Regions from separate parts of the Homo sapiens genome. Here region 2 is linked to region 1. A link is an interaction called in ENCODE POLR2A ChIA-PET data of the cell type or tissue named here. Cell type or tissue: PC-9. All regions are shown on one strand. Each heading gives the region's core, and the rest is flanking DNA. Links, peaks and the distances in the headings are about the cores only. Region 1 overlaps BAIAP3 (BAI1 associated protein 3). Region 2 holds the start of UNKL (unk like zinc finger).

Evidence for each region. ChIA-PET counts read pairs that join two places held together with the same protein. Peaks named below come from ENCODE experiments on the same cell type or tissue, not always from the same donor. Only the 100,000 strongest peaks of a DNase experiment are listed, where the experiment ranks them.
Region 2: POLR2A ChIA-PET joins it to region 1 with 60 read pairs; 14 of 35 experiments call an interaction of 5 or more read pairs at or near these places.

What each region holds. Positions count from the first base shown.
Region 1 is chr16:1,337,316-1,346,806 of GRCh38, reverse strand. BAIAP3 (BAI1 associated protein 3) reads right to left here. Exons shown (of 34, transcript NM_001199097.2): 2 at 8,127-8,267; 3 at 7,818-7,905; 4 at 7,563-7,643; 5 at 7,204-7,311; 6 at 5,826-5,885; 7 at 5,612-5,678; 8 at 5,318-5,513; 9 at 4,941-4,985; 10 at 4,744-4,821; 11 at 4,524-4,626; 12 at 4,173-4,280; 13 at 3,993-4,088; 14 at 3,791-3,894; 15 at 3,294-3,414; 12 more. The coding sequence starts at 8,257. Among named protein-coding and RNA genes, the nearest start is that of BAIAP3, 8.4 kb to the right of the region's middle. RefSeq lists enhancers at 3,194-3,243, 4,150-4,698, 7,589-8,438 and a silencer at 3,434-3,893. In PC-9, for the core only: no CTCF peak of the experiment used is centred there; a DNase peak (open chromatin) is centred at 3,676.
Region 2 is chr16:1,399,719-1,415,082 of GRCh38, reverse strand. It overlaps UNKL (unk like zinc finger), which reads left to right and starts at 379. Exons shown (of 15, transcript NM_001372107.1): 1 at 379-468; 2 at 1,028-1,237; 3 at 11,739-11,915; 4 at 13,382-13,515. The coding sequence starts at 392. It overlaps UNKL-AS1 (UNKL antisense RNA 1), which reads right to left and starts at 6,689. Exons shown (of 2, transcript NR_188570.1): 1 at 6,191-6,689; 2 at 2,832-3,154. RefSeq lists silencers at 1-44, 6,266-6,415, 6,686-6,755, 6,806-6,855, 6,734-6,911 and 3 more and enhancers at 1-328, 329-903, 904-1,478. In PC-9, for the core only: no CTCF peak of the experiment used is centred there; a DNase peak (open chromatin) is centred at 6,772; H3K4me3 peaks cover 910 bases.

The sequences.
Region 1 (9,491 bases), core at 2,708-5,207:
CCCCGCTGGCCCCACCTGCAGAATGGCCTGGAGGAGTAGCTCCCACAGGGCCTCCGGCACCCTGCAGGGCGGCCTCAGTGACCACGGGCCAGCCCAGCCCATCCCACCCCACCCGCCCGCACCTGCTCAGGTTCCCCTTCACCAGCGAGGCGTTCAGCAGGGCCAGCTTCTCATCCAGGTACTTCATGAGCGGGGCCACGGCCTGCGGGCAGGGGTGGTCAGGCCAGGCTTACCCCGCACCTCTGCCCTACCCCCAGTACACACAGTCCTCCACGGCCCCTCGCCCCGGCACTCACCTCATCGTTCTGGATGGAGTCAGGCGAGAGACTGATGTGCTGTACATACTTGCGGATGTCGCCCACCATCTGAGGGCAGGAGCAGTGCTCAGCACGGGCAGGGGGCACCAGGGACTGCCTCCACGCCTTGGTCTCCAGGCCCCACCCACCTTAGAGGTCAGGTGCGCTGTCACCGTGTGGGCCTCCCGTTGCAGATCATCGTCCAGGGCCTGTGTGCAGCTGAGCAGAGGGCGGGGGAGCACCCCCTCGGGCCCCGTGGCCCCCTCTGGCCATGCCAGGCCCTTCAAGGCCTGCCCAGCAGCCTTGCGCACGAGCTCCACATTGTTGAGGACCACGCAGAGCTGGAGGAGGTGTGGCCAGGCAACGATGGGTCCGGGGCCTGGTGATGGCCCCCCACCTCCTGCCGGCTCCCCTCCCCAGCTGGTCACTCACCGCCTCGCTCACTGCTTCACCGGCCGCCCCTGGCTGAGTGTCCACCTTCTTCCGAAGCAGCTCCGTATAGAAGAGGGTGGCCTCACACACGTCCTGAGGAGGGGATGGCGGTGGGGAGCCATGGAGCCCTCCCCTGCCCCATCTCCTCTCCCACCCGTTCCCCTCACCCCCAGGGCCCACCCACACACCTGGCCAAGCTGGGTGCCCAGCCCCTGAGCCTGGGCAGGGTCAGGCCACGCCAGGCGCACCCACAACTCCTGGATGTGGCTGAGGCAGAGACCAGCAGTGGCTGCGGAGCTGCTGTGCCTGGAGGAGGCGTCCACGGGCTCCAGCTAGGGAGGCAGGGGAGGCTGGGTTTGCTGGGGAGGCAGGGGAGGCTGGGGAGGTGGGGGAGGCGGGGGTTGTGGGGGAGGCTGGGGTTGCGGAGGAGGCCGGGGAGGCTGGGGTTGTGGGGGAGGCTGGGGTTGCTGAGGAGGCTGGGGTTGCGGGGGAGGCTGGGGTTGCTGAGGAGGCTGGGGTTGCTGGGGAGGCTGGGGTTGCTGGGGAGGCTGGGGTTGCGGAGGAGGCCGGGGAGGCTGGGGTTGAGGGGGAGGCTGGGGAGGCGGAGGAGGCTGGGGGTTGCTGGGGAGGCTGGGGTTGCTGGGGAGGCGGGGGAGGCTGGGGGCCTGGACCAGCCCCAGTGTCCTCAGGCCAGGGCAGCTGTCACCGTGTCCATGTCCACGGCTCCCTGAAGCCTCCACTTGGCCTGGTCCCTCAGCACTTGGAACCAGAGCTTCACAGCAGGCAGGAAGGGGGCGTGGATGCCAGCCAGGGCCAGAGAGCGGCTGTCCCTGTGGTGGGAGGGTTGTGAGGGCTCGGCCCTGACTCAGACACCTTAACCAGCACGTTCCAGGCTCACAGCTCCAGGACCGTCCCCCTCACAGGTCCTGGGGCCCTGGTCCCAAAGTCTGTCTGCAAGAGATAGGGACGGGGCACCCACCGGCCAGGGATGCTATCCCAGAAGCGCTGGAGGTCAGCCAGGGTCAGGTAGAGCTCAAAGAGCCCCGAGGCCACCTCCAGGGTCATCTTGGGGCTCAGCTCCTCCGTCAGCACCCACGCCTCCTCAGCCACCTGTCCGGGACAGCAGGATCAGGCCTCCAGCAGCAAGGAATCCCAGGACCGTCCTAGCCAAGGGCATCTGCCCACTTCCCCATGCCTGGCAGGCACCCGGGGTCAGGGACCCTCCTCACCAGACGCTCCAGCTGCCGGAAGGTCAGGGTGAAGACGTCCACATTGAGGATGCTGCAGAGCAAGGGACACACCTCATCCACCTGCGCCCCACCTGCAGGCCCTGTTGGCTCCGACCCCAGCCCCAGGACAGCACTGAGGGGCCAGGCCCACCTGTGGAAGAGGCTGGCGTACACACTGTAGCAGAACTGAAGGTCATCATAGACGGCGTCAGCCAGCACAACCAGCCCAGGCAGGCGCTGTGGTCCTGGCTGCAAGGAAGCCTAGCTCGTACCCACCTCTCGGCTGCCCGTACCCCTCATGGCCAGGGTCCCCCACAACTGCACCTGCTCTCGGGGACTCTTGTCATTCAGGATCCTGTCGTACCACTCACGGTTGCCTCTCTGCAACAGACACCACCAAGACAGCATGGTGGATTGCAGGGAAGAGGAAGAGGTGGGCAAGAGACCGTGGTGCAGAGGTGCAGGGGACGGGAAGGCAGGGAAGGGGAAGGGAGGGCTTAGCAGCCGGCCTCCACTGGGCTTTGGAACACACCTTCAGGGCCGCAGCAATGTCCATGTTCAGCTCCGACTCGAAGGGGCAGATCTCAAAGGAGGGTTGGAAGAGCTGCAGCTTGCCCAGACACCTGGGTGGGGGCAGCACGCTGACGTGGGGCCTGCCCTGCCAGCCGCCCCCACCCACGCTGACACGCGGCGCTGCACCCACTTCAGCAGCAGCTCCAGGCGGTGGACAGCGGTGCTGTTGGTGGCAGGGAAGTAGTCTCGGAGCTGGCGCAGCAGCTGCAGCCCGAACTCAGAGAAGGCGGAAAGGCTATCAGCCAGGCTCTCCTCCTGTGGGGACAGGGCCCTTCAGTGCCAGCAGCCCCGACCGGCCACTGATGAGGAGAAACATCCTCCCTGCCTTGGCCCGCAACACCCTTCCCCGGGCATGGTCAGCCCAGCTCTGCTCTGAGCAGCACCCTCCACAGGCCCAGTCGGCCTGTCCCAGACGGCCTGTCCCAGCCTCGGTTTCCACCCACGCAGCTCACGTAGGGCCTGTGCCCCTGCAGTTCCCACGTCCGTCCTGCCAGGGCCGCTCCCTCCTGTCGCTCAGATGGGCGCCACCTTGGCGGCTTTCCCCAGCCCTGTCCTAAGTCCTGGCCGCCCCCCGAGGTGACTCCCACGAGTCTCCCGTCTCCTTTCTGCAGAGCGCTGGCTCTCGCCCACGTCATACAGTTTGTCCATTTGTCTTTGACCCCCACGCGGGCAGGACTCTGCCCCTCGCCGACCGGCACTGAGCGACCCCAGTCCCCAGCACTCCCTTCGCCATGGCTGGCAAGAAGGTCCCGGCTGCACCCACCTGCTCCTGGGGCAGTGAAGGAGCCTCTTCCCAGTGTGCCTGCATGTCCTCCAGCAGCCCCAGCAGGTAGCTGTAGTCCAGCGTGCAGGTTTGATGGTGGCGGCTGCTGACCTGCCAGTGCCTGTGGGGCCCGGCCCATGGTCAAAGGGTATGAACCCCGCCCCTGCCATGCCCACTCAGCACCGCCTACAGCACTACCCCTTTCTCTGCCCCACCCAATCAGCACTGCCGCGCCTACTCATAGCACTGCCCCTTTCCCTGCCCTCCAATTAGCGCTGCCGTACCTACTCATGGCACCGCCCCTTTCGCTGCCTCACCTACCCGTAGCACCGCCCCCTTCCCTTCCCGCCCAATCAGCGCAGCCCCACCTACTCAGCACCGCCCCTTTCCCTGCCCCACCCTCCCAGCCACGACATCCACTCACCGCATGGCCCCCGATGCCCCACTCGCTCACGCCCGCCCACATTCCCCGCCCACTCGTAGCTCCACCCACTCACAGCACGGCCAGCTGCAAGGGTGACAGGTTGCTCTGGGCTCCGTGCAGGCAGAGGATGGTGGCGGCTGGTGTGCTGAGCTCTCCTCGCCAGCTGCTGGAGTTGGGCTGGGGGAGGAGGTCTGTCGTGGGTGGAGGCGGGACAGCCCCACATCCCCTCCTCAGGCCCCCTGCCGGGCTGTTCCAATCCTAGGCGCACCCACTACCTCCTCTGCTGAGTGCTCCAACCGCAGCAGATGGCTGAGCAGCAGCAGGTGGGACAGGAAGCCGGATCGCCCGCGCTGGCTCATGGCCGTATCCCTCTGCAACGCAGAGCCCACCCAGTCACCAGCTCTGCCCCCGCCCCAAGGACGGGGGTGGAGGACGGGGACGCCCACTTTCCCCACCTGCGTAGTGATCAGCTTGAGAACCAGGTGGCAGTGTCCCTGCACACGCGAGGCACTGGAGCGTGGCTCCAGCTTGAACCAGCGGTCGACGCCAGCCACAGGCACCTCCTGGGGGTAGCATGGGGGTCAGGCCCACCAGACTCCTCCCCCTCCCCTTCCACACTGACTCTGTGAGACCCTGGAGAGACCACATGGCCTGGGCTTCCCTTCTCCGGGGAATGAGGGTGACAAGCGCACTCAGTGGAGGCCCAAAAGCAGGAGCTTCTCCAGGCAGTGCCCTGCCCCTTGAAGGCTGGGACACTCCCCAGGCCCTTCTCTAAGTGTCACCAGCCCCACCCCACACCCACTCACCCGGACAGGTATGTTGAGGCACCCCAGGAAGTCATCGGTGTGGTCCTCGGTGGGTCCTGCTGTCCCGTTTGCGCGGGCTGACTTGACGATCTGTTTGAAGTACCTGGCCACCACAGGTGGTGAGCATCACGCTGATGGCTCCTGGGGAGCCACTGCCCGCCGGGCCCCATGACCAAGCTGAGGGCACGGGTGATGGGTAGAAAGGTCCCAGCAGTCATACCTGCCCATGCCCTTCAGGCCGATGACTTCATTCAGCTTCCTGCACGCTTCTACCAGGGATACATCGTCGTCATGATCCCTGGTGGGGACAGGGGAGGACCTGGCTTGTCTGGAGCCCGCAGCCGGGCCCTGAGTCCGTCCTGCTCCCCCGCAAAAGGTGTGCATCCCCGCCGCCCTGCATGGCGCAGGGGCCTGTACCAGATGTCCAGGTGCAGCTGGTCCGTGCTCACATCCTCAATCTCGCTACAAGGAGAACAGAGATGCCCATGAGGGTCCCCGGCGAGGCTCTGCCCAGGCCGGGGTCAGGGAGTCCAGAAGCAGCAGGGACCAGGCCACAAGCACCCGCTCTCCAGACAGGCTGTTCAGGTCCAAATCCTGATCCCGCCAGGTGTTGCCAGCCGTGTGGCCCCGGTGGCACAACGCCCATCTCTGGGCCTCAGTTTTCTCCTCTGGAAAGTGGGCACACGGCCCCAAAGAGACCGGGAGCTGCTGCGAGCCACCACCCTCCAGGCACAGCCCAGCTCTGGACCCCAGGCAGAGCCCCCCTCCCGCACCCAGACGGGCGAGGGCCTCACAAGAGGAAGTGCTCCTTCCAGACGGGGTTCAGGGTGCTGCTCTTCACCTCGGTGACCTGGATGCACTTGGCAGGCAGGGGTCCACCGCGCTTGCTGCCCTTGCGGAAGCCGAAGCGCTGCTCCTTCTGTGCACGGGGCTCCCGCGTGGCGTCCGAGGCAGGCAGGATGCCCAGCATGCAGTATGGGTCGCTGAAGCCTGGGCACGGCAGGCGTCTCAGCCCTGGCCCCACGCCCTCTGGCCCTCCATGGCCGCCAGGCCTCGGCGCAGCCGAGGTCTGCTGGGTCCCCACTCACCGTTGGGGTCCTTGGCCAGAAGGTTCTTGGCACGCATGACAGAGACTTTCAGGGCATACGTGGGGGCCTGTGGACAGAGGGGCGTGGGGGGCCTGGTGAGGCTGAGCTGCCCCCCAGATGCCCTACTTAGCATGGAGGTGACAGGGCCTTGCCCCGTGCCCCCGCCACGCAGGCACGTGCTGGTCAGTGCCTGCCCAGGCAGTGGCGGCCTCACCTTGGCCTTCCTCACTCGCTCGATGGCCTCAGTGTGCTCCTCAAGGCTGGTGCCAAACACCTGTGGAGGGTGGCTGGGTTGGCAGGGCCTAGGCAACCCCTGAAGCGAGGCTGGCCACTGTGCTGGGACCTCGGGCTCAGCCCGTCACAGACACCCAACCTCAGTCCTCACGGGTGCAGGGTTGGGGGAAGCCTGGGAGGCAGCGGCAGAGGGTTTGTGCCAAGGGGCCTGGGCATGCCCAGAGATGGTGGGTGTGATGAGGGCCACGCAAGTGCATGCGTGGGAATGGGGGCCACGGGAGGACAGGGGAGTTCAGAGCACATGCAGGTGGAAGCCGGGAGCGTCCTTCGAGGTGCGTCTGTCAGCCTATGTGCATGTATGTGTGTGTGTCTGTGTAGACATGCAGCCTGTGTGTGTCTGTGTGCACCTGCAGCCTGTGTGTGTGTGTGCGTGTCTGTGTGCACCTGCAGCCTGTGTGCGTGTGTCTGTGTACACCTGCAGCCTGTGTGCGTGTGCATCTGTGTGCACCTGCAACCTGTGTGCATGTCTGTGTACACCTGCAGCCTATGTGCGTGCATCTGTGTGCACCTGCAACCTGTGTGCGTGTCTGTGTGCACCTGCAGCCTGTGTGCGTGTGTCTGTGTGCACCTGCAGCCTGTGTGCCTGGGCATCTGTGCGCACCTGCAGCCTGTGTGTGTGTCTGTGTGCACCTGCAGCCTGTGTGCGTATGCGTCTGTGTGCACCTGCAACCTGTGTGTGTGTCTGTGTGCACCTGCAGCCTGTGTGCGTGTGTCTGTGTGCACCTGCAGCCTGTGTGCGTGTGTCTGTGTGCACCTGCAGCCTGTGTGCCTGTGCATCTGTGTGCACCTGCAGCCTGTGTGCCTGTGTCTGTGTGCACCTGCAGCCTGTGTGTGTGCGTGTCTGTGTGCACCTACAGCCTGTGTGCGTGTGTCTGTGTGCACCTGCAGCCTGTGTGCGTGTGCATCTGTATGCACCTGCAGCCTGTGTGTGTGCGTGCGTCTGTGTGCACCTGCAGCCTGTGTGCGTGTCTGTGTGCACCTGCAGCCTGTGTGCGTGTCTGTGTGCACCTGCAGCCTGTGTGCGTGTGTCTGTGTGCACCTGCAGCCTGTGTGCGTGTGTCTGTGTGCACCTGCAGCCTGTGTGTGTGTCTGTGTGCACCTGCAGCCTGTGTGCGTGTGTCTGTGTGCACCTGCAGCCTGTGTGCGTGTGTGTGTGTGCACCTGCAGCCGTCTCTGTGTGCTGTGCACGGATCGGGGAGATTCTGCATACTGTTTGGGTGATGATGGTGTCAGTGGGTGGGGAAGGGGTTGAGGTGGGGAAGCTGTCAGGGTCTGGGTCGGGGTCAGGGTGGGCTGACCTGCTGGAGATAGCTGAGCAGGGCCTCCTCGTCGTCCACCTGGTCAGGGCCCATGGTACCCGCGCGGTAAAGCACCGTGTACAGGGCCTCCTCGTAGAGCATCTCCACCTGCAGGTGGGGGAAGGGCGGCCACAGTGCCGCGTCCCAGGCCCCCAGCCCTCAGCAGCACCTCCTGTCTGCCTGAGCCCAGGCCCCACCTCTGCCTCTTTGCACCAGGAGCCCCTCCGCTCCTCACTCACCCACCCACTCACCCTGGCTCTCTGCCATCACCAGACCCTGTGCACACAGTAGGTGCCTCTAAACGGCTGAGGGAGCAGCCGCTGCAGACGACTGCCCCTGGTTCCGACCCCCACCTTTACCTCCTCTGGGGCCAGGGCTCTCAGGCCGAGGCTGGGATCCACAGGCTCCGGGGGTGCTGGCGAGCCACTGCGCAGGGGGACCTGTGTGTGGGGCCCAGGGTGAGGGCTCTGACGGCAGGGAGAGCCCCAGGCCTGCAGCAGGGAAGACAGGTGGTGCCCCAGGAGGTGGGAGCGAGGGCAGGAGGGAGCGGGGAGGAGCAAAGGGGGAGCCCCATGCTGGGCTGTGGTATCGGGCCCTGGGGGTGGCACCCTTACCTCGAGGCACGGCAAGCCCTGTCTGCCTTCCCCCTTCTTCAGCATGAGGCGCATGTGGGCAAAGAACTCCACGCCATCCCCGGGTTTCCTGGAGAAAGAGCCGGGTCAGCTCACAGCTCTCAGCACGCTGGCCCCTGCCTGGGACCCTCGACTCCAGGGGCAGGAAGGGCCATGTGACATCCACAGTGTGGCACAGCTAACTGCAGACCCTCCTTCCCGCCCAGGGGTGCTGGGGCAGGGGCGGCCATGTGTGAAGTCTGGCGGGAAATGGCCCTGTGGGCGTGTGGGGCTGGGCCCCTCGGCACCCACCAGGCCCCCGTGGCAGGCTCCTGCGGGTCGGCGCTGGCACTCCCTGGGTCCTGCTCAGTCCTGCGGCGGAAGGACGGGCACACCTGCACCTGCCTGAGCACGCTGCTCTTAATGTCCAGCAAGGTCGACATGGCGGGTGACCTACAGCAGAGAGCACAGCCCGCAGCCTCAGGTCGTCCACTCAACCCTCCGTGCACCACAGCAGGCGGGGGGGTGGGGGGGTGGGGCGGGAAGAGGTGGGGCAGAGGCCTGGGAGCTCACCCACAGCCTGGATGGCGCTGGGCACCTGGTCAGGCGGTGAGGGCTCCTGTCCCCACACCTGCTGGGTGACCGGCTAAGTCCCTGCGCCCCCTGCAGGGCGGCTTCAGGGAGGAGGTAGCAAATGCTGTCAAAGGCGGGGCTGGTGCCCACCCAGAGCTGGGGGTCCATCAGGGACTTATGGGGTCTCACTGGCGAGGGAGGCGGTTGCCACACTCGCCCCCCACACCCCTCCCCGCGACAGCACAGCAGGAGGCGCCTGTTTCCTGGGGCTGCATCAAGAGGACCAAGATCTGGGCCACAGCACTCAGCTCCCCCAGCCCCCGTGCCGACTCTGGGGCCAGGACGGATGCCAGGTACCCAGCTCTCCTATGTAGGAGGTAAAAACTCGCCAGAACCCTGACATCCTGGGTGGAGGATGCCCATGTGGCCAGGAGGCCCTGGAGGGGACTGCCTGGGGGTCCTCGCTCACCAAGCACAGCGGGGGTCAATGCCCCCTCCTCACCCCAGGAGCTGGTCAGCAAACCTGAGGTGGACAGTAGAAGGTGGGGGGCAGTGTCCCCACAAAGCAGGGCCTGCTCCCCATAGTTGGTACAAACGAGAACATGAAGCGAGCCGGGCCCCGCTGGAAAATGCCGGGTGTAGGGGCTACAGTTCCCTCCCAGTCCATCCAGCGTCAGTTCCCCTCATGTTGCCATGACAACTGAGCCAACCTGTCAGCCTCCTGCTTGGAGCAGCAGCAGCAGCAGCAGCCCAGATGTCACCGCTGGGACAGAGCTGCCCTCTGCCAAGGCCCGGAGCCTGGGCCCAGGCAGACCCGGAAGCCCCCTGGAAGGCCCCACCCACTTTTTGTTTTGTTTTGTTGAGATGGAGTCCAGGCTGGAGAGCAGTGGCATGATCTCAGCTCACTGCAGCCTCCACCTCCAGGTTCAAGTGAGTTGCAGTGGCGCAGTCTCCGCTCACCGCAACCTCCGCCTTCCAGGTTCAAGCGATTCTCCTGCCTCAGCCTCCCAAGTAACTGGGATTACAGGCGCCCGCCACCAAGCCCAGCTGATTTTTTTGTACTTTCAGTGGAGACGGGGTTTCGCTATGTTGGCCAGGCTGGTC
Region 2 (15,364 bases), core at 5,293-7,792, 66 kb before region 1:
TTCGTTTGTGGAAGAGCAGCTCTATTGAGATACAACTCTTGTGATTAATTCATGTAAAATACACGGTTATGTCGGGTCATGTCACAGCAGGGGCGACCATCGCGGGTCCCACGCGCGGCCCCGGGCAGGACCAGCGTCCCGGGCCGGGGGCTGCAGGGCAGGGCAGGGCAGGGCAGGGCAGGGCAGGGCAGGGCAGGGCAGGGCGGGGCGCGGGGCTGGGGCGGGGTCTGCGGGCCGGGGGCGGGGCTGCGGGGGGCGCGGGGCTGGGGCGGGGCCGGGGTCTGCGGGCTGGGGGCGGGGCCGCGGGGGGCGTGGCCGCGGGGGCGCGCGGGGATATCCGGGGGCGGGGGCGCCGGCGCGGCGCATGCGCGCTGCATTGTTTTGACTGAAAATGCCGTCGGTTTCGAAAGCGGCGGCAGCGGCGCTGAGCGGGTCCCCCCCGCAGACTGAGAAGCCGACCCACTACAGGTCAGCGCCCGTCCGGCCTGCGGCCCCCCGCCCGCGCCCGGTGCAGCTCGGAGCCTCCCGCCGGGGCTCGCGCCGCCTCCGCCGCCCCCGCGCCCCCCGGCCTCCGCGCAGCGCCTGGGCTGGGGGGGCCACGACCCTCTGCTCTCGGCGGCCTCCGCCTGAGGTCGGAGCGCGGCGCCCATGGTCTGGGATGGCACCTGGTTCCGGGGTCCACGCGCCTCTGGGGAGGGAGGAACGCCCCGGGGTTGGGGGTTGCGCCTGGGCTCGGGGACCGGGACCCTCTGCTCCGGCTGCCGACCGTGAGGTCACAGCGGGTCGCCCAGGGTCCGGGGTGGCGCTTGGGCTTGGGGACCAGGGTCAGCGCCTGGGCTACGAGGTCGGGTGAGGGTCGCGTCTGGAGTCGGGATGGGGGTGGGCGCAGCGCCTGGGGCCCGCCGGGAATGTGAGTACGGGTCGACCCTGGGTTGAGGCTCCTGAGGCCGGTGGGTCCCGCCGCCCACGAGTCCGAGTCCCTGGAGGTGCTGCCGGAAGCGAGCCGCGGCGCTGTCTGTGTTTGTAGGTACCTGAAGGAGTTCAGGACGGAGCAGTGCCCCCTGTTTTCACAGCACAAGTGCGCGCAGCACCGGCCGTTCACCTGCTTCCACTGGCACTTCCTCAACCAGCGGCGCCGCAGGCCCCTCCGCAGGCGCGACGGCACCTTCAACTACAGCCCCGACGTGTACTGCTCCAAGTACAACGAAGCCACCGGCGTGTGCCCCGACGGCGACGAGTAAGCGGCCGCGAGGGGGCGCCGCTGCCTGGGCGGAGGTGGGGGGCCTCCACCCGGGGATGCGGCCGGGACCCTCAGCGGACGCCTTAGTGTCCATACCTGGCCCCTGCAGAGGGAGTCGTAATTATACGCTGAAATTTTCTAGTGACCAGGGATGCTGGGGCGGCATTTCCTATTCTCAGGCCAGTTCCCGAGGGATTATGTGTGTTTTAGGGGTAACCCTTGTGTGACTCAAACCAATTTTGCTTCACCTCCCACTTTTTTTTGTTTGTTTTTTGAGACGGAGTTTCACTCTTGTTGCTCTGGCTGGAGTGCAATGGCATGATCTCGGCTCACTGCAGCCTCTACCTCCCAGGTTCAAGTGATTCTCCTGCCTCAGCCTCCGGAGTAGCTGGGATTACAGGCATGTGCCACCATGCCCAGCTAATTTTTTATTTTTAGTAGAGACAGGGTTTCTCCATGTTGGTTAGGCTTGTCTCGAACTCCCAACCTCAGGTGATCCACCCACCTCGGCCTCCCAAAGTGCTGGGATGACAGGCATGAGCCACCGTACCCGGCCCCACTTTTTTTTTTTTTTTTTTTTTTTTTTTTTTTTTTTTTTTGAGACAGGGTCTTGCTCTGTCGCTGGGGCTGGAGTGCAATGATAGGATACGGCTCACTGCAGCCACCAACTCCTAGGCTCAAGTGATCTTCCCTTCTCAGCCTCCCAAGTAGCTGGGACTACAGGCTCATGCCATGCCAGCTAATTTTGCATAGTTTTTGTAGGGATGGGGTCTCACTACATTGCCCAGGCTGGTCTTGAACTTCTGGGCTCAAGCAATCCTCCTGCTTCAGCCTCCCAAAGTGCTGGGATTCCAGGTGTGAGCCACTGTGCCTAGCTGTTTCCCACTCTGATTTGACACAGTTCCTGCATGAGAACCAACCTCTGGCCAAGTGCCTTGTTTTGTGTTTCTATAGAGACAGGGTTCTTGCTGTAGCCTGGTCTGGTCTCAACCTCCTGGGCACAGCGATCCTCCCTCCTTGGCCTCCCAAAGTACTGGGATTCCAGGCATGATCCACTGCGCCCGGCCAGGTTTTGAAGCGTTTTGTAGTGGTCGGTTGCTTTCCACACAGAGAGCTTGTTAGAATATTCACGCTGTAGAATATATCTGGGATGTTTCGTCTCTTGATGTTTACGTATTTATTTTAATTTTAAGACAGTAAAGTTTTTATGTGCAGGCTCATTTATGTAGCATCGAGACTGAGTCTCGCTCTGTCACCCAGGTTGGAGTGCAGTGACTTGATCTTGGCTCACGGCAACCTCTGCCTTGTGCAGGTTTAAGTGACCTGCCTCAGCCTCCTGAATAGCTGGGATTACAGGCACCCGCCACCACGCCTAGCTAAGTTTTTGTATTTTTAATAGAGTTGAGGTTTCGCCATGTTGGCGAGGCTGGTCTCGAACTCCTGACCTCAGGTGATTCTCCCTCCTTGGCCTCCCAAAGTGCTGGGATTACAGGCGTGAGCCACCACGCCTGGCCCCTATGTAGCACTTTTAAAGTTAAGAAATCAAGGTTTTGTTTTGGTTGATTTTTTTCTTTTTTTACAAGGTTCCTAATAGTGTTATGAACAGATGTCTTTATTCTGAAGTATGCAAAATGGGAAAACAGGGAAAATACAAGTCAGATTATATATTCACAGACTGGCGGGAGGTGGTATCAGGTTCTACTTGCTTCCTGTGGGCTGCTGGCGGAGGGTGGAGGGCGGAGGGTGGTCCATTCCTGCCTAGGGGTGAGACAGCAGCAGTTGCGGTCTTGAAGTCTTCATCCCCTGATCTTTTGGAAGGAGCTGATTCTCCAGGGACCTTCCTGTTGAAGGCTGCTTTCAGCACGGAGATCCTTGTGAAGTCTGTTTTCCTTTATTTTTTCAACAGTGCTTAGCCTAGGCGATAAATTAAAAAAAATTTTTTTTAAGGACGCTAGAAACTTTAAATACTGAAATGTTTTTAATTGTACATTAGTTAAATAGTGTTTGTTTTGTTTTTGTTTTGAGACGAAGTCTCTGTCACCCAGGCTGGAGTGCAGTGGCGCCATCTCAGCTCACTGCAACCTCCGCCTCCCAGGTTCAAGCGATTCTCCTGCCTCAGCCTCCCGAGTAGCTGGGATTACAGGCGCGTGCCACCACGCCCAGCTAATTTTTGTATTTTTAGTAGAGACGGGATTTCTACATGTTGGTCAGGCTGGTCTTGAACTTCTGACCTCGTGATCTGCCCGCCTCGGCGTCCCAAAGTGCTGGGATTACAGGCATGAGCCACCGCGCCCGGCTGTTTTTGTTTTTTGAGACAGGGTCTTGCTCTGTGCCCTGGGCTGGAGTGCAGGGGCATGAACACGGCTCACTGCAACTTGAACCTCCAGGGCTCAAACCATCTTCCTGCCTCAGCCTCCTGAGCAGCTGGGACCACAGGAGTGCTCTATCACTCCTGGCTAATTTATTTTATTTTATTTATTATTTTGTTTTTGAGACCGAGTCTCACTCTGGTTGCCCAGGCTGGAGTGCAGTGGTACGATCTCAGCTCATTGCAGCCTCTACCTCCTGGGCTCAAGTGATTCTCCCACTTCAGCCTCTGGAGCTATAGACTCTCTACACCACGCCTGGCTAATTGTTTTTGTATTTTTAGTAGAGAAGGGGTTTTGCTACATTGTCCAGGCTGGTCTCAGTCTCAAACTCCTGGACCCAAGAGATCCTCCCACCGCAGCCTCCCAGAGTGCTAGGATTACAGGTGTGAGCCACCACACACCTCGGCTCATTTTTAATTTTTTTGTAGAGATGGAGTCTCGCTGTGTTACCCGGCCTCAAGCGATCTTCCCACCTTGGCCTCTCCAACGTGCAGGGATTATAGGTGCAAACCACCACACCCGGCCATAGTGTTGTTAAGGCAGGTTGATGCCTAAACTTGAAATAATGTAGTCAGCCCATTTTGGTTAGGATGGTGATGTACTTCAAGGCGGTTCTGAAAGTGCATAATTGAATTGGTTTTTAAGCCACTGTTTTCCGCAAATGGGGCTTTCAAAGGCAGGTATTTGTCTAGTTGATGTCTGGGCTCAGCCCCTGATTTCCCTTGGTCAAGCCCCTTATCTGCCCAGACCTGGGATCCTGAGTTGCAAGTAGGGCCACTGCTGCTTAACTCTGGTGTGGGGGTCCTGGAAGTGTGAAGACGAGCACCCAGCCTGTCTGACCCCACTCCAGTGTTGAATACAGGGCACTGATTGGCAGCACTCTATGTCACCCAGGCTGGAGTGCAGTGGCGTGATCTCGGCTCACCGCAACCTCTACCTCCCGGGTTCAAGCGATTCTCCTGCCTCAGCCTCCCAAGTAGCTGGGATTACAGGCATGTGCCACCACGCCCGGTTAATTTTGTATTTTTAGTAGAGATGGGGTTTCTCCATGTTGGTCAGGCTGGTCTCGAACTCCTGACCTCAGGTGATCCACCCGCCTCGGCCTCCCAAAGTGCTGGGATTACAGGCATGGGCCACCGTGCCTGGCCAGGTGATGCTTTTAATGCATAAAGATAAAGCATCTTTTTCTCTCTTTTTTTTTTTTTTCTGAGACAGGGTCTTGCTTTGTCACCCAGGCTGGAGTGCAGTGGTGCCATTACAGCCCACTGCAGCCTCGACCTCCCGGACTTAAGCAGTCCTCCCACCTTAGCCTCCCAAAGTGCTGGGATTACAGGTGTGCAGCCCTGCACCCGGCGAGAAAGCATCTTTTCATAACTGTTTCTTTTTTTGGAGATGGAGTCTCGCTCTCGCTTTATCTACCAGACTGGAGTGAAGTGGTGCGATCTGGGCTCCTGTATCCTCTGCCTCCTGGGTTCAAGCAATTATTGTACCTCAGCCTCCTGAGTAGCTGGGATTACAGGCGTGTGCCACCATGCCTGGCTAATTTTTGTGTTTTTAGTAGAGATGGGTTTCACCATGTTGGCCAGGCTGGTCTTGAACTCCTGACCTCAGGTGATCCGCTAGCCTTGGCCTCCAAAAGTGCTGGGATTACAGACATGAGCCACCGCGCCCGGCCTCATAAGTTTTTGTTGCGGAGTCTGGGTGTCTTGGTGTGGACTCAGCCTCACTGCTAGGCACAGGGTGGTATCCAGTTCTTACAGGGATGGACAGTGCTGTAGTAAGCGCCTGCCTCTAGGTGGTCACTTCAAGCTGTGCTCAAGTAGCAGTTCCATAACATCATTACAAAAATATTAGCCTGCTGTCTGAATGGCTTACAGTTTATAATTGAGGGTGGTAAGTGGGGCTAAGATGCCTGTTTGGTGTTTTGTTTTGGATACCTGGGTATATGCACACATAGTAAGGAAATTTCCTTATTTTATTTAAGATTTTGTTTGTAGCGTGTGAATGACTTGCTTCGACCGGCCCTTTAGGAAGTGTCTGACAGGCTGCCTCCCCTGAGATCTCTCCTCCATAATTATCCTTCATTCCACGGGAGTGGGACTTTCTCATCGCTGAACAAAGGGAATAGCCAGTTTGTCCTATTGAAGTACCCGTTCTGGTTCTCATTAAGGGTTGCCTCGGAATTTGTAAATAAAGGAACGTTCAGAATAAGGACAGGGCCTTCCTTTTCTTTAGTTCATTGGTTTTTAAAATTTCTATTTTGGCTGGGCGCGGTGGCTCACGCCTGTAATCCCAGCACTTTGGGAGGCCGAGGCGGGCAGATCACGAGGTCGGGAGATCGAGACCATCCTACATGGTGAAACCCCGTCTCTACTAAAAATACAGAAAAATTAGCTGGGCATGGTGGCGGGCACCTGTAGTCCCAGCTACTTGGGAGGCTGAGGCAGGAGAATGGCGTGAACGTGGGAGGCGGAGGTTGCAGTGAGCCGAGATCGCGCCACTGCACTCCAGCCTTGGCGACAGAGCAAGACTCAAAAAAAAAAAAAAAGAAATTTCTATTTTGGGTGTTGATACTACCAACCTGTTATTTTACACATGAATGTGTATCAGAGAGCAGAGACCCTTAGCCCGTATCAGGCGTTGCTCTTGGTTGTGGCTGGAGGTGCTGGGGCTGAGCTGTGGGGCAGAGCAGGACTGGGACCCCAGGAGGGCCCCCCGCTGCTGGCGTCTCCTTTCCACGGCAGGCTGGCACCTCGCTCCACCCCTGCCTGCTCAGTTGCTGCCTCTGTCAGCCCCCCCTGGGGGCAGCCCCACCGGTACCAGCTCCTGCGGACGCCTCTGCCGTCACCCCTCCCTCCGTGGAGGGTGACCTCCTACAGCCCCTGCTGTCATCTCTTCTCTCTTCCTCATCCTATGGCTCCCCAGGTCACTTCTCGGCGTCCTCTATCCTCTGTGGGCACCCCCTCCGGTGCCTGCCCCCGTGGGTGCCCCCACTGTGCACCCTTTCCTAGGTGGGTGGCTGCCCCTTGTTGCACCCCACGCCGTGCCGGTCCTGTGGGCATCAGCGTGATCTCGGCCCCGCCCCGCCCCGCTCGGGAAAGGCCTTTTGTTCCGCGCGACACGCCCCTCCGCTGCGCGCCCGCGATTGGCTGTCCCGGGTCACGTGTGAAGCCCCGCCCCCGTGGGAACCGTCCTGGTCGTTGGGGGGGGGGGCAGCTCCCATGTGGGCGTGGCCTTGAGGCCCCGGGGGTGTAGCTGAGGGGCAGGCGCTTGCTTTTCTCTTTAAACAGATTGCGGTAAAGAAATAGAAAAGGCGCCCCGCGGGACCCCGGGCCTCTCCAGGGTCCATCTTTTTTTTGTTTTTCTTTTGAGCCAGGGTCTGGCTCTGTCTCCCAGGCTGGAGTGCCGTGGCTCGATCTTGGCTCACTGCAACCTCTGCCTCCTGGACTCAGCTGATCCTCGTGCCTCAGCCTCCGGAGTACCCAAGCGATCCATATGCCTAGGCTTCCCAGAGTCCTGAGATTACAGGCCTGAGGCACCATGCCCAGCCTCTAGGCCCATTTTCATTGGGAAAAAAAAATACACGTGGCCTGCAGCTGTGTAGCCACAGAACGAGTGGCCATCTGCCAGCCCACCCCTGTCCAGAAGAGCGCTCCTGCACTGTGGCCCTGCAGCCACCCTGGGTCTCGTTCTCAGAAAAAACAGGCTTGCCCCATTCCTGTGGTGCCACTTTTCCAGATTGACACACAGACACAGGTTTGTCCTTTTTTTTTTTTTTTTGACAGGGCCTCACTCTGTCGCCCAGGCTGGAGTGCAGTGGTGTGATCTTGGCTCAGTGCAACCTCAACCTCCTGAGCTCAAGTGATCCTCCCACCTCAGCCTCCAAAGTAGCTGGGACCATAGGCGCACACCACCACGCCCAGCTGAATTTTTGTATTTTTTGTAGGGGTGGGGTCTTGCTGGTTTCGAACTCCTGGGCTCAAGTAATCCACCCACCTCTCCTCCCAAAGTGCTGGGATTACAGGAATGAGCCACTGCGCCCGGCCTCTGTCTTCTTTCCAGAGCTCTGTTTGGCGGTGTCACCTGACAGACCTGACACTTCCCGCTTGCCCTGTGCGCCTCCCCAGGCCTCTGTCGTCCGGCAGGTGCAGAACTCCTGTCTGGATGGGTCCGGGGTGTGCCTAGCTGGGTCTCCACTGTGCATTCTGTGAGTAACTGGTGGGAGGAGAAACTTTTCCAAGTATCCATTTCTAAGATTAACTGTTGCTGCTTGTATCTGGCGGGTCTGGAGTCTGATCTTTTTTTTTTCTTTCTTTCTTTTTTTTGAGATCGAGTCTCCCTCTGTCACCCAGGCTGGAGTGCAGTGACACGATCTCGGCTCACTGCAGCATCCACCTCCCGGGTTCAAGTGATTCTCCTGCCTCAACCTCCCGAGTAGCTGGGATTACAGGCGTGCGCCACCATGCCCAACTAATTTTTGTGTATGTGTGTATTTTTAGTAGAGATGGGGTTTCACCATGTTGGCCAGGCTGATCTCTTAACTCCTGACCTCAGGTGGTCCACCTGCCTCAGCCTCCCAAAGTTCTGGAATGACAGGCGTGAGCCACTGTGCCCGGCCAGGAGTCTGATCTTTCTATTAAAAGATCCTCTTGCAATATTTAATTTTAAAATGTTGAATGCCTTAGGACCTAAGGCGTAGGTGAAAGTTCCACTCACTTCAGGGTGTGTAGAATTTGCTGTTTAAACTGATCTCATGATGAGCTTGGGCTTTGGGAGCAAGAGGAAAGCCCACGGCCGGCCTGGGACGTGCGAGCAGTCTTTAAAACTCAGAGGCATCCGGGTGCAGTGGCTCATACCTGCAGTCCAAATACTTCAGGAGGCCTAGGCAAGTGGATCGCTTGAGCCCAGGAGTTTGGGACCAGCCTGGGAAACAGCAAGATTCTGTCTCTACAAAAAAATTAGGCCGGGCGCGGTGGCTCACGCCTGTAATCCCAGCACTTTGGGATGCCAAGGCAGGCGGATCACCTGATGTCAGGAGTTCAAGACCAGCCTGGTCAACATGGTGAAACCCTGTCTCTACTAAATATACAAAAATTAGCCAGGCATGGTGGCAGGTGCCTGTAATCCCAGTTACTCGGGAGGCTGAGGCAGGAGAATCGCTTAAACGCAGGAGGCAGAGGTTGCAGTGAGCTGAGATTGTGCCACTGCACTCCGGCCTGGGCAACAGTGAGACTCTGTCTCAAAAAAAAAAAAAATTAGCAATATAGCCCGGCATGGGAGTACGCCTGTTCCTCCCATCACCCCCAGCTGTTTCAGTGCTGTGCTCTGGGCCCCCCACCTATGCCTGCGTCCTTAAGCTGGAAGGGAGTCGTGTACACTGCCTGTCTCCTAAGCCCGGTGGTTCTCGCACGTTCCCTGGGAACCAGCCGGCAGTGCAGATCCACGGGCCTCGTCCACACCAGCTGGGGGGACCACATGGGCCACGGGCCTCCTAGGTGATTTTGATGCATGTGGCTCGCAGTCTCGAGAATGTGTTAAGGGGGTCTGGTGGACCCTCCTTGGGTTCAGGTGAGAGCTTCCTGAGGGAAGGGCAGCTTCTTGCACTCCAGGATCTGGCTGCCTCCTATCCTCTGGTCTCGGTGGGTCCAGGGCATTGGAGCGTGAGGCAGAGCGGTGCCCATGTGCTGGGTGTAATCACGTGGCTCTGCTCACTGATTGTCTCGGATGAGTTTGAGAACCGTGTTTGTCACCCGACCCCCGGGGGCTCGTGCGTCCCCTCCTTGGGCATCCGTGAGCAATGGCTCTGTGCTTTCTCTTAGGTATTCCCTCTCACCTCCTAGGTGTCCGTAAGAGTAAGGCATTTTCTTAAAACTTTTTCCAGTTTCTTTTTTTTTTTTGAGATGGAGTTTTGCCCTTGTCACCCAGCCTGGAGTACAGTGGCGCGATCTCGGTTCACTGCAACCCCCGCCTCCCGGGTTCAAGTAATTCCCTGCCTCAGCCTCCCGAGTAGCTGGGATTATAAGCGCCTGCTATCATGCCCGGCTAAATTTTGTATTTTTAGTAGACCAGCCAGGCTGGTCTTGAACTCTTGAGCTCGTGATCCACCCGCCTTGGCCTTCCAAAGTTCTGGGATCACAGGCGTGAGCCACTGTACCCAGCTGCCTGGCTGGCTGCCTGCCTTCCTTCCTTTCTCCCTCCCTCCCTCCCTGTCTTTCTTTCCTCTCCCTCCCTCCCTTCCTTCCTCGCCTCCTTTTTTTTTTTTTTTTTTTTTTTTTTTTTGAGACAGGGTCTTGCTCTGTTGCCCATGCTGAAGTGTGGTGGCACAATCACGACTCACTGCAGCCTTGGCCTTTTGGGCTTTAAGCGATCCTCCCTCCTCAGCCTCCCAAGTAGCTGGGACCACAGGTGTCCACCACCACGCCGGGCTAATTTTTAAATTTGTTGTAGAGATGGGGACTCACCATGTTGCCCAGGCTAGTCTTGAACCCCTAGCCTCAAGCAATCCTCCTGTCTCTGCCCCCCAAAGTGCTGGGATTACAGATGTCAGCCAGTGTGCCAGTCCTTCCTTCTAAGTCTGAAAAATACCCCACTGTGTGGCTGGAAGCCCGCGTTTACCCCATTGTGTGGATAGAAGCCCACGTTTACCCTGTCTTGTGGACGGAAGCCTGCGTGTACCCCGTCACGTGGATGGAAGCCCGCATTAACCATGTTGTGTGGATGGAAGCCCGCGCTTTCCTTATTGACTCCATTGGCGCCCACTTGGGTGGTTTCTGCCTCTTGGCTCTTGCGAATGACGCTGCTGTGAACATGGGTGTGCAGGTGTCTCCTGAAGACCCTGCCTCCAGGTTTTTTGGATGTGTACTTAGGAGCAGGATCGCTGGGTACCAAGGTAGCGTTGTAATTTGACTTTTGCTTGGCTGGCTCCTGGGGACCCTGAGAGCCAGCCAGGCACCCCTTCTTCTGCCTCTGTCGACCCTCAGCTTTCAGTGTCTGGCACATCACAGGTGCCCAGCGGAGCCTGGGTCGGCCTCTCTGAACTCTGTGTCTCTGTTTCCTGACCTTAGAGGATGGGGCTAGACCTGGTGTTGCTGAATCGCTCTTGGTCCCCAGCCATCCCTGGCTGGAGCTCCTAGTGCCCAGGCTGCAGCCCTGTGCACAGTGAGGTGGGCGGGGCCCTCACGGAGCTCCCCAGTTGGAGCTGGAGGTGAAGGTTTCAGTCCTTACATTTGGGGGCCTGCAGTGACGGCCCATGTCATCCTCTGCCTTGGCCCTTGGGCCACTCAGGGTGATTCTGTGACCAGCCAGGGCTCGACACCATTGATGACTCAGGGTCCTCTGTGCGTCCCTTTGCCTCCTTCTGGAGTGACCTACCTGGAGGCGCCCAGGAATGCCAGAGCGGTTTGTGTCGTCTCCTTGTCTCCGTCGCTGCTGCCTGCCTATGACTTGAGCCTTGGCAGCTGCTTCCCCTCTCCACTGCACCCCATCGTGCTTCAGGAGCTGCCTGTGACTCCCCAGGAGCATGGCTCTGGGCCTGCAGGTGGCCCATGGGATGGTGATGCTACCTCACCTGTGTTCCCCACCACGCCATCTGCCGCCTCTTCTGCCCATCCCCCTCGTGTCCCCCAAGCCGCGTCCAGGGCCCTGTGCTTGTTCCCTCCCCTACCTCCCTCCTGGGGTCCCTGAAAGCAGCAGGACGCTGGGCAGGAGGGGCCCCCACTTTGTGACTGCGACGGGTAAGGAAGGTGACGCAGCCTGCGTGCAGGGCATGAACTCTCATTCCCACACAGGTTTAAAGGTTTATTTGGAACATTAGGAAGGATGAGCTTTGTGGAAATTCAGCATTGTGTTTCCTGCTGTGTTTGGCTGACTGGGGGTTTGCGATGGTCTGTGTTTCTTACTGTGTTTGACTGGTTGACTGGGGGTTTGCGGTGGTCTGTGTACCTGGGCGGTTCCACATTTGGGGACAGGTGCTGCGTCCAGTGTGTCCGTCCTTCTGATTAGAACAGGAATCTGGAAGAAGGGAAGGGAATTCACTGCTTGCCACGTGCTGACAGGGCGTGGACCCAGGGAGCTTAGGGCTGCCTCTGGGTCCATGATAACCAGGCATTGCGTGCCTCTCTGCTCCCCAGGTGTCCCTACCTGCACCGGACGACGGGGGACACAGAACGCAAGTACCACCTGCGTTACTACAAAACAGGAACCTGCATCCACGAGACAGACGCACGTGGCCACTGCGTGAAGAATGGGCTGCACTGTGCCTTCGCGCACGGCCCCCTGGACCTGCGGCCGCCCGTGTGTGACGTCAGGTGAGTGGGCATCCACGAGTGGGCACTTGGCCTGCCTGCTGCTGTGGGCTCTGCTGGATGAGCAGGAACTCGGCAAGTGGCTCGCCTCCCTGCTGCTGCAGGCTCTGCTGGCCCAAATCTCTCTCCTCCAGAATTTCTTTCTGAGTCTGGATGTTAGTCCTTTTTTTGCTTTTTTTGAGACGGATTCTCGTTCTGTCACCCAGGCTGGAGTGCAGCGGCGCGATCTCAGCTCACTGCAAGCCCTGCCTCCTGGGTTCACACCATTCTCCTGCCTCCGCTGCCCGAGTAGCTGGGACTACAGGTGACCACCACCACGCCCAGCTAATTTTTTTTTTTTTTGTATGTTTAGTAGAGATGGGGTTTCACCATGTTAGTCAGGATGGTCTCGATTTCCTGACCTTGTGATCCACCCACGTTGGCTTCCCAAAGTGCTGGGATTACAGTGAGCCACTGCGCCTGGCCTCTGGATGTTATTTCTTTCTTTTCTTTTCTTTTTTTGTTTTTTGAGATGGAATCTCGCTCTGTTACCCAGGCTGGAGTGCAGTGGCGTGATCTTGGCTCACTGCAACGTCTACCTCCTGGGTTCACGCCATTCTCGTGCCTCAGCCTCCCGAGTAGCTGGGACTACAGGCGCACACCACCATGCCTGGGTTATTTTGTTGTATTTTTAGTAGAGACAGGGTTTTACTGTGTTAGCCAGGATGGTCTCCATCTCCTGACCTCATGATCTGCCCGCCTCGGCCTCCTGAAATTCTGGGATTACAGACGTGAGCCGCTGCACCTGGCCTCTGGATGTTATTTCTAATGAGACAGTCCTTCAGCTCTTCTCACTGTGTGTTTCTCTTCTGGGCCCGGAGGGCAGCTCACTGGGGTTGAGGCTGTGAGGCACTGCTGCTTTCCAGGAGAACGAACTCAGCACACAGTCTGGGGCAGACAGTCCTTCAGCTCTTCTCACTGTGTGTTTCTCTTCTGGGTCCGGAGGGCAGCTCACTGGGGTTGAGGCCGTGAGGCACTGCTGCTTTCCAGGAGAACGAACTCAGCACATGGTCTGGGGCTGCAGAAAAGCGAATCCTGCCCACACAAAACTCCGCTCTTACTTGGGTGGGGCTGAGCATAGTGGCCCATACATGTAATCCCAGTGCTCTGGGAGGCCAAGGTGGGAGGATCGCTTGAGCCCGGGAGATGGAGACTGCAATGAGCTGTGATTGCGTCACTGCACTCCAGCCTGGGGGACAGAGCCAGACCCTGTCTCAAACAAGACAAAGCAAACAAAATGAAGTGGTTGGGATTTGGATGAGGACTGCGGGCCAGGACAGCGGAGCGCCACACACTGAGACTCCGTCCTGAACCCTTCGGCAGCAGCCTCTCTGTGCAGTGGTGGGAGGGGAGCGTGCCCTCCAGTGACCTCGTTTCAGCTTTGGAGGCTCCAGATGCAGAGCTGTGACCACTGTGTCCTCGGCTTGCAGGGAGCTGCAGGCCCAGGAAGCCTTGCAGAACGGCCAGCTGGGCGGCGGGGAAGGGGTCCCGGATCTGCAGCCTGGGGTCTTGGCCAGCCAGGCCATGATTGAGAAGATCCTGAGCGAGGACCCCCGGTGGCAAGGTAACTCCACGGCCGCAGCTGAGGGCGGTGGTGGGGGGGGCGGGCACAGCGCGAGAACAGCTCGGGCCACTTGGTTCCCTGTGCCTTTCAGTTTACGTGCAAGGTGATCAGATGGGGAAACCGAGGCTCGTGGAGTCCAATACCAAGCCCTCCCCAACAGGGGGTGGGTGCCGAGTGGGATTTGGGCCCAGGCGCCTTCCCCCGCACCTGCTCTGAATCTCTGCGGCAACTGGCATCTCAGTGGGGCCAGCCATTGACCAAGTGGCCGAGGAGGTAGCACAACTCCCACCGGAACTCGTGAGGCGTCCTGTCCCAGAGCCGGGGCGCCCACCAGGCACCCACCAGGATGCTCAGCAGAGCCCCCAGCCCACCAGGCACCCACCAGGATGCCCAGCAGAGCCCCCAGCCCTGCGCCTCTCTGGGGTGGTGCTCTAGACAGCAGCTTTCAAATCCCTGAGCTTGGCCAGAAACATATGGACCAGGGGGCTGTCCCTCGGGGCTGGGGGACCTGCATTCCTGGCTGGCACACAGATGAGGTTATATGCAGGGGAGATTTTGATTTGAAAAAAAACGTGGTAAGGCTGGGAGCACTGGCTCACGCCTGTAATCTCAGCACTTTGGGAGGCCGAGGCGGGCAGATCACTTGAGGTCAGGAGTTTGAGGCCAGCCTGGCCAACATGGTGAAACCATGTCTCTGCTAAAAATACAAAAAATTAGCCGGTTGTGGTGGTGGGCGCCTGTAATCCCAGCTACTTGGGAGGCTGAGGCTGGAGAATCTCTTGAACTCGGGGGGTGAAGGTTGCAGTGAGCCAAGATCACGCCACTGCACTCCAGTGTGGGTGACAGAGTGAGACTCCGTTTCAAAAAAAAAAATGTAAAATACACACAACATAAAATGCACCATTTTTAAGTGTACAGTCCAGTGGCATTTAGCACGTCTGCAGTGTTGTGCAGCTGCCACCTCTCTCTAGTTCCAGAACATTCCATCCCTGCAGAAGGAACCCCCCTGCTTATGAGCAGTTCCTCCCCATCCCCTCCCTGGTCCCTGCACTCACTGGCCTGCATCCCATCTCTGTGAATTTGTGTATTCTGGACATTGCGTATGGCAGCGATTTTTTTTTTTTTTTTTTTTTTTTTTTTTTTTTTTTTTGAGATGGAGTCTCGCTCTGTCACCCAGGCTGGAGTGCAGTGGCACAATCTCAGCTCACTGCAACCTCCGCCTGCCAGGTTCAAGCAATTCTCCTGCCTCAGCCTCCTGAGTAGCTGGGATTACAGGCAGGCACCAGTATGCCCGGCTAATTTTTTATTTTTAGTAGAGACGGGGTTTCACTGTGTTGGCCAGGCAAGTCTTGAACTCCTGACCTTGTGATCCACCCACCTCGGCCTCCCAAAGTGCTGGGATAACAGGCGTGAGCCACCACGTCCGGCCCAGTGAATGACTTCTAAAAATAGGCTTTATTTTTTAGAGCGGTTTCCGGTTCACAGCAAAACTGAGTAGAAAAATAGATTTCCCAAACACCCCCTGCCCCCTCAGCCTCCCCTGCCGTGCACCTCCTGCACTGCGAGGTACGCTCTTTACCAACAGTGAACCCACACTGATGTGTGCTTGTCACCCAGAGGCTGTGGTGCGCATGAGGCTCACCATGCGGCATTTCGGGGTGTGCATGTCTCTGGATTTTAGCATATTCTCAAAAGCTGTGCACACATCACCTCTCTCTAGTTGGAGAACATTTTCATCCCCCAGCAAGGAAGCCGCACACCCACAGCAGGACTCCCTCCCAGCCCTGGTGGTCTCGGCTCCACTCCGTCTCTGTGGGTTCCCTAGTTCTGGGCATTTTCACATAAACAG